Linked DNA regions of Homo sapiens: region 1 is linked to region 2. The links are chromatin contacts, found by Hi-C or POLR2A ChIA-PET in ENCODE. All regions are on one chromosome and are shown on one strand. Each heading gives the region's core, a stretch centred on a gene start or an enhancer-like site at or near the end of the contact. The rest is flanking DNA. Distances are from core to core; before and after follow the strand shown. Region 1 has its middle 14 kb from the start of BSN-DT. Region 2 overlaps USP4 (ubiquitin specific peptidase 4).

Region 1 (3,405 bases), core at 692-3,191, 240 kb before region 2:
CGCTTGAACCTGGGAGGCAGAGGTTGCAGTGAGCCGAGATTGTGGAGTGCACTCCAGCCTGGTGACAGAGCGATACTCCATCTCAAAAAAAAAAAAAGATTGTTTGGGCTGGGCATTGTGGCTCACGCCTGTAATCTCAACACTTTGGGAGGCCAAGGCGGGCAGATCACCTGAGGTCAGGAGTTTGAGACCAGCCTGGCCAACATGGCGAAACCCCATCTCTACTAAAAATACAAAAAACTAGCTGGGTGTGGTGGTACACACCTGTAATCCCAGCTACTAGGGAGACTGAGGCAAAAGAATCTCTTGACCCTGGAAGGCAGAGGTTGCAGTGAGCTGAGATTGTACCACTGCACTCCAGCCTGGATGACAGAGCGAGACTCCGCCTCAAAAAAAAAAAAAAGAAAAAAAAAAAACGATTGCATTGAAGTTGGGGCTTGAAAGTGCCACTTTCCGGCCAGTAACTCAGTAACTGACATTATCCAGTTTGTACTGTGGCCAGGCCACGGTGCAGAAGAAAATTAACTGTTTAGGTTTTATAATGTCAGTAAGTCCCAACTGAACGTTGATTTTGTTGTTTTTGTTTTTGTTTTTGTATGACAGAGTTTCGCCCAGGCTAGAATGCAGTGGCGAGATCTCGGCTCACTGCAACCTCCACCTCCCGGGTTCAAGCGGTTCTTCTGCCCCAGCCTCTCGAGTAGCTGGGACTACAGGTGTGCACCACCACACCTGGCTAGTTTTTGCATTTTTAGTAGAGACGGGGTTTCACCATGTTGGCCAGGCTGGTCTTGAACTCCTAACCTCAGGTGATCCACCCGCCTTGGCCTCCCAAAGTGCTGGGATTACAGGCGTGAGCCGCTAGGCCCGGCCTCTCTCAAGACCTTTTGCAACGGAAGTGGGAAGTGATCCTAGACTACTGGCTCCAATTCCCTAGAAAGGGAGCTGGTCTGGCGTGAGCTCTGGACCATTTTGGCAGGCTCCAAACTTGGTTTTGCCCTCTATAGCCTAAGGATGCGACACCATGCGGACAGAAGACAACAGCACCCTCAGCCCTGGCCCTGGCCAGCTCCCAACTGGATGTCCCTGCTGTTCCAATGCATGCCTAGAGCTGTGAAGACTGCTTTGGGAAAGGTGTTTCCTGGGGTTTCAGGGTACCCCCACTCAGGGAAAGAGTAAGTCGCCAGCAGCCTCATCCCACGTCTGCTTCTAGTGCCAAGCAGGGGGACCCAATCACACAAGTGGAGGCACCTCATCTCCATCCAGTACCCTCCCAGATCTCACAGTACCCTATCAGGCTACCCCCTTTAGGCGGTGCCCTCAGGAGCTCTCTGGCTGGAGGAAGGAGAGACAGAGAGGCCCTGCAAGCGCTGAGCTCTATCTATACCGTGTGCAGGTCCCGCGCTGGCTCCGCGGGGCACGGGGCCTGGAGGCAGGCAAACGCTAAGGCGAGGGAGTACGCACAGGAGGGCTCCTTATTGGTTCCCCACCTCTGAATTAAAGGTTTGCTGACTGGGGTCTCGGTAGCGGAAGCCTGGGCCCCAGACTCGCCCCTCTTATTGCCTGCTCGCTTCCCTTGCCTAGGGAGAAGGGCACTGGCGAATCACAGGCTCCCCAGTTGCAGCTACACTCGCCCCGATGCCCTCAGGGACTGTGCGGCAGTGGTGGAGAGAAGACAAGTCTAGTTACACCACCAGCTAGCGGCCGCGCTCGGACTGGCTCCCCGCGGTTGGGCTACTCGCGGGCTTCGCCCCGCCCGCCCGCCGGCCCCACGGCCTTAGCCCTGCCCACAGCCCCGCTCGGCCCCGCGCTGCCGGAGATTTTCGTCCGCTCCCGAGCGGCCTCAGCTCGACCCACGGCCGGCCTCCGGAGGCTAGCGCTTTCCGGGAGCTGGCGGCGTTATTAGCCCCGCCCACAGCCCGACTCTTCAGCCCCGCCCACCGCTGGCGACTTAATCCTCTGGCGCCACCTCCTGGGAGGCCGCGGACACTGTCTCCCTCTTCGGCCCAGAGCTGCTCCTGGCAGTCCACTCTGCTGGGCTCACCTGGGGGGCATCTGGAGCCACTACCAAGGTTGGGAGCTCTCCCTATCCCCAGCCCGAACCTGCCCAAGGCCCTGCGTCTCGCCACACGGAGCCTTCACAGGGACATGGACAGAACAATTCGTCTGACCCGAACTGAGACTCTAGGATAATCGCCACCAAAACTGGGGGTAGTGGGGCTAACCAGGGCCCCAGCAACCCGGTCTTCATGCTGCCCATGCCCTAGGCTGTCCTTAGGAGGGCCCCTCCTGCAGGAGCACCCGAACTCCAGCTGATGGGAGCCCCCACTTTGAACCTCTTGCCGAACCTCCTCTAGATCTTCTAGGGTCCCCACAGGGAAATGGTACCCAGCATTTCTCCATAGGTGCTTCAAATAATTCTTTGCTGCTCTACAACAGGAACAGAATTTCATCATCAGAATTAAACCTGGCCGGGCACGGTAGCTCACGCCTGTAATCCCAGCACTTTGGGAGGCCGAGGTGAGTGGATCACCTGAGGTCAGGAGTTCAACACCAGCCTGGCCAACATGGTGAAACCTTGTCTCTACTAAAAATACAAAAATTAGCCGGCCGTGGTGGCGGATGCCTGTAATCCCAGCTACTCCAGAGGTTGAGGCAGGAGGATCGCTTGAATCCGGGAAGTGGAGGTTGCAGTGAGCCGAGATGGTGCCACTGCACTCCAGCCTGGCCGACAGAGCAAGACGCTGTCTCAAAATAATAATAGTAGTAGTAGTAATAATAATAATAATAATAATAATAATAATAATAATAATAATAAAACCTAAAGTGTTTGGGTCATATTTAGAACTGAACACGCCTCACACTAGCCACAAGACCCAGACCAATAACTCCCTTGCCCTCTCTGGGCCTCAGTGACTTTGCCTCAAGGTAGTTGTGAGGAAGGTGAGCAAAACAGGGAAAGAGTCACCAATGGATTTGGATTTTTAAGATATTGAAATCCCAGGCCAGGCGCGGTGGCTCACGCCTGTAATCCCAGCACTTTGGGAGGCCAAGGCAGGCGGATCACAAGGTCAGGAGATCGAGACCATCCTGGCTAAAACGGTGAAACCCCGTCTCTACTAAAAATACAAAAAAATTAGCCGGGCGTGGTGGCGGGCACCTGTAGTCCCAGCTACTCGGGAGGCTGAGACAGGAGAATGGCATGAACCCAGGAGGTGGAGCTTGCAGTGAGCTGAGATTGGGCCACTGCACCAGTCTGGGTGACAGAGCAAGACTCCATCTCAAAATAATAATAATAATAATAATAATAATAATAATACAAAAAATGAGCCAGGCGTGGTGGCACACACCTGTAGTCCCAGCTACTTGGGAGGCTGAGGCAGGTGAATCGCTTGAACCTGGGAGGCG
Region 2 (3,152 bases), core at 64-2,563:
CATAGAGACTGCAGACTATGGAATACTCCAGAGGCTCTGGACAACTGCTGGTTTCTGGTTAGCACCACACTCCTCGCCCTTCCTGCCAGTCGAGGGCAGATGCTACCAGCATGTTCAATTCTGATGGCAGCCATGCTGCTCCCCCTTGGGCCTTGGCCCTCAGCTCTCTGGGGCTGTTTGTGTGGTGGTTTCTCTAGAGGCAACATTTGAGTATGAGTATTTTTTTTTTCATTTGTTTCTGGGTTTTAAGCAGTTAGTAGGGGCACTCTTAGCCATTCTGTGGTCTTTCTGTTACTGTTCATTCTTAGATGGTGGTCGCAGATGTGTATAATCACCGATTCCACAAAATTTTCCAAATGGATGAAGGTTTAAACCACATCATGCCTCGGGATGACATTTTCGTGTGAGTACTCAGCAGTTTCTGCTGCAGGTCAGGTCAGAGGACACATTCTAGAGACTTTGCTGCATTCATATCTCCAGAACAAAAATGTGGGCAGTCATTGCTCATGTGGATTGGCCCTGACCCCTGGGTGCAAGAGATGGGTATTGAGGGCATCGTGGGCAGCCATCAGTGCTCAACCCCTCCTGCCCTGCAGAGCTAAACATTCTGATAACTCTCCTCAGCACAGCCACAGCCTTTTTTCAACAGTTTTGCCTATGAAGAAGGCCAAATCACTGCTCCTACAGATGGTCCTACCATCAGAGATGCCTTTCTTAAGAGGAATCCCAGCTGTGTGATGGGAAGATGGTAGTAGGGGTGTGGTACGGAAGGATCTTGTCCTTTCTCTGCCACAGGCTGTAGCTTCTCAGCGAGTACCATGATACTACCATCCCCAATGCAGAAATGACAGGGCTGATTTAAACAGCTGTTTTCAGCTCAAACATTCTGTAAGCTCTGAGACTGAGTTTCTTCATCTCTGTGAGGACAATACAAAGGCCTCCTCTGCCTTCCCACATGCTGCTTCATGGCTGCTCTGTGTAATTGTGTGTGTGTCCCTCTTCCAGGCACAGTGGTGTAATAACTTGCCGGCTGCTCCCATACATGAACTTGCCTGCTGCTCCCAGGCAGCCACTTGCCCAGGAAGTATGGAGCACAGCCGTACTGTCCCTCCCTCTTTACCTCTCACTCAGGAACTTGCCTCTGCTGAGAAAGGGTTTTAGGATTTTGTTTTGGTTTTTGTTTTTGGCTGAGGAATTCAGTATGTAAAGGAGATAGTTCCTTCCCTTTACATTTTTGGGCCTATGACTTCTAGATCTCTCTAAAAGGAATAGTTCCTAGCCACACCCAAGATCTATTTCTGTTCTCACTTGCACAGACACAGCCAAGAGCTGACACTGTGCCAAGGGCTAGAACATGGGAAAGTCCACTTTCACATATAACCCCAAGCCCTTAACATGGTCTCTGTAAATTCCAGAAAGTAGTGTTTTCACACACCTGAGCTGAAAGGAACTGGAGGATTACCCTGTGGGGAGCTTAGCAGACCACCAACAAAGGAATTTTCAGAGGGCCTATGGGCCAACCATTGGAAAAACAAATTCTTTTATAGATGAATTTGAATTGACAATTGTTTTATGAAAGCAATAGTAGCATCTGGTATTTTTATTTTATTTTATTTTATTTTTTTAGACGGAGTCTCGCTCTGTCTCCCAGGCAGGAGTGCAGTGGCGCAATCTCGGCTCACTGCAAGCTCTGCCTCCCGGGTTCATGCCATTTTTCTGCCTCAGCCTCCCGAGTAGCTGGGACTACAGGCACCCGCCACCACGCCTGGCTCATTTTTGGTATTTTTAGTAGAGCCAGGGCTTCACCGTGTTAGCCAGGATGGTCTCAATCTCCTGACCTCGTGATCCACCCGCCTTGGCCTCCCAAAGTGCTGGGATTACAGGCGTGAGCCACTGTGCTCGGCCAGCATCTGGTATTTTTTATTTTTTATTTATTTATGTTTTTGAGATAGAGTCTTGCTGTGTCACCCAGGCTGGAGTACAATGGTGTGATCGTGGCTCACTGCAAGCTCCGCCTCCCAGGTTCATGCCATTCTGCCTCAGCCTCCTGAGTAGCTGGGACTACAGGCGCGTGCCACCACACCTGGCCAATTTTTTGTATTTTAAGTAGAGATGGGGTTTCACTGTGTTAGTTAGGGTGGTCTCGATCTCCTGACCTCGTAATCCGTCCCCCTCGGCCTCCCAAAGTGCTGGGATTACAGGTGTGAGCCACTGTGCCCGGCCTGCATCTGCTACTTTTTAATGTGTTGTACACTGTGCTACTAAATTATTTAATTCTTACCACACCTTTTAAAGTGGGTAATCCCATTGTCCACCGAATAAATAGACTAAGAAGTTAGGTGCTTATTACTAGCAGCCAGAAAATGGCAATGTGGACCTGGAACCTGGGGCAGGTGCACTCCAAGGCCTGGTTCTTTACCACTATGCTGGACCACAGTATTTACTCGAGAGCACACCTTGGACATTTTTATGTATTAGAAATTCCTCCTTCATAAACTTCAGTCAGGACTGTTTGCTAGGCATTTGGGGAGGGGGGGGTGTGTGTGTGTGTGTGTGTGCGCGCGCGCGCGCACACGTGCATATGTTTAGTTTCAAAATTTGAATCAGTAAGTTTGTGTCTCCCCCTATAGGAAGAGGGAAAGACTACAGTCGGTTGCCAGCAATTTTGGTAACATCTGTTCCAGGATAAAACATCTATAAATCTCCTCAATCCCATGTATTCACTAAGTAAGACACATTTTTCAAAATCATTGATTTGTATCTAGCAGTTTCTTTGGTTATCTCTGATGTTTTTCAGAATTAGATACGATTCTTTCACTTCAGTGTTTTTGAACAAAGATGACAATTACTTTTATAAATTTGCTTGCTCATTTGGAAAAAAAGAGTTTGGCTAATATCCTAGGTGTACATCTTTGTACAATATTTGGTCTTATTAAAGGGCAGGGCACTCAATGCTTTTTTTTTTTTTTTTTTTTTTTTTTTTTGAGATGGAGTCTCGCTCTGTTGCCCAGTCTGGAGTGCAGTGACAAGATCTTGACTCACTACAAGCTCCGCCTCCTGGGTTCACACCATTCTCCTGCCTCAGCCTCCCGAGTAGGTGGGACTGCAGGTGCCCACCACCATGCCCGTCTAATTGTTTGTATTTTTAGAAG

The links. A loop is a pair of places that touch in the nucleus more often than their neighbours do. ChIA-PET counts read pairs that join two places held with the same protein, here RNA polymerase II (POLR2A). Pooled maps may share reads with other maps.
Region 1: a loop to region 2 is called in a pooled map, with 2.4 times the contacts of the local background. The contact joins two enhancer-like sites. A Hi-C loop is called at or near these places in 1 of 50 pooled maps. POLR2A ChIA-PET finds 5 or more read pairs at or near these places in 2 of 52 experiments (H1 and naive thymus-derived CD4-positive, alpha-beta T cell).

The regions. Positions count from the first base shown.
Region 1 is chr3:49,538,392-49,541,796 of GRCh38, reverse strand. No RefSeq gene overlaps it. Among named protein-coding and RNA genes, the nearest start is that of BSN-DT, 14 kb to the left of the region's middle. RefSeq lists a silencer at 1,605-1,834. Within about 2 kb of position 1,941, at least 24 of the 41 ENCODE cell types and tissues checked have a DNase peak (open chromatin) inside an H3K27ac peak, as active enhancers do.
Region 2 is chr3:49,295,121-49,298,272 of GRCh38, reverse strand. USP4 (ubiquitin specific peptidase 4) reads left to right here. Exons shown (of 22, transcript NM_003363.4): 13 at 309-403. Among named protein-coding and RNA genes, the nearest start is that of C3orf62, 19 kb to the right of the region's middle. Within about 2 kb of position 1,313, at least 11 of the 41 ENCODE cell types and tissues checked have a DNase peak (open chromatin) inside an H3K27ac peak, as active enhancers do.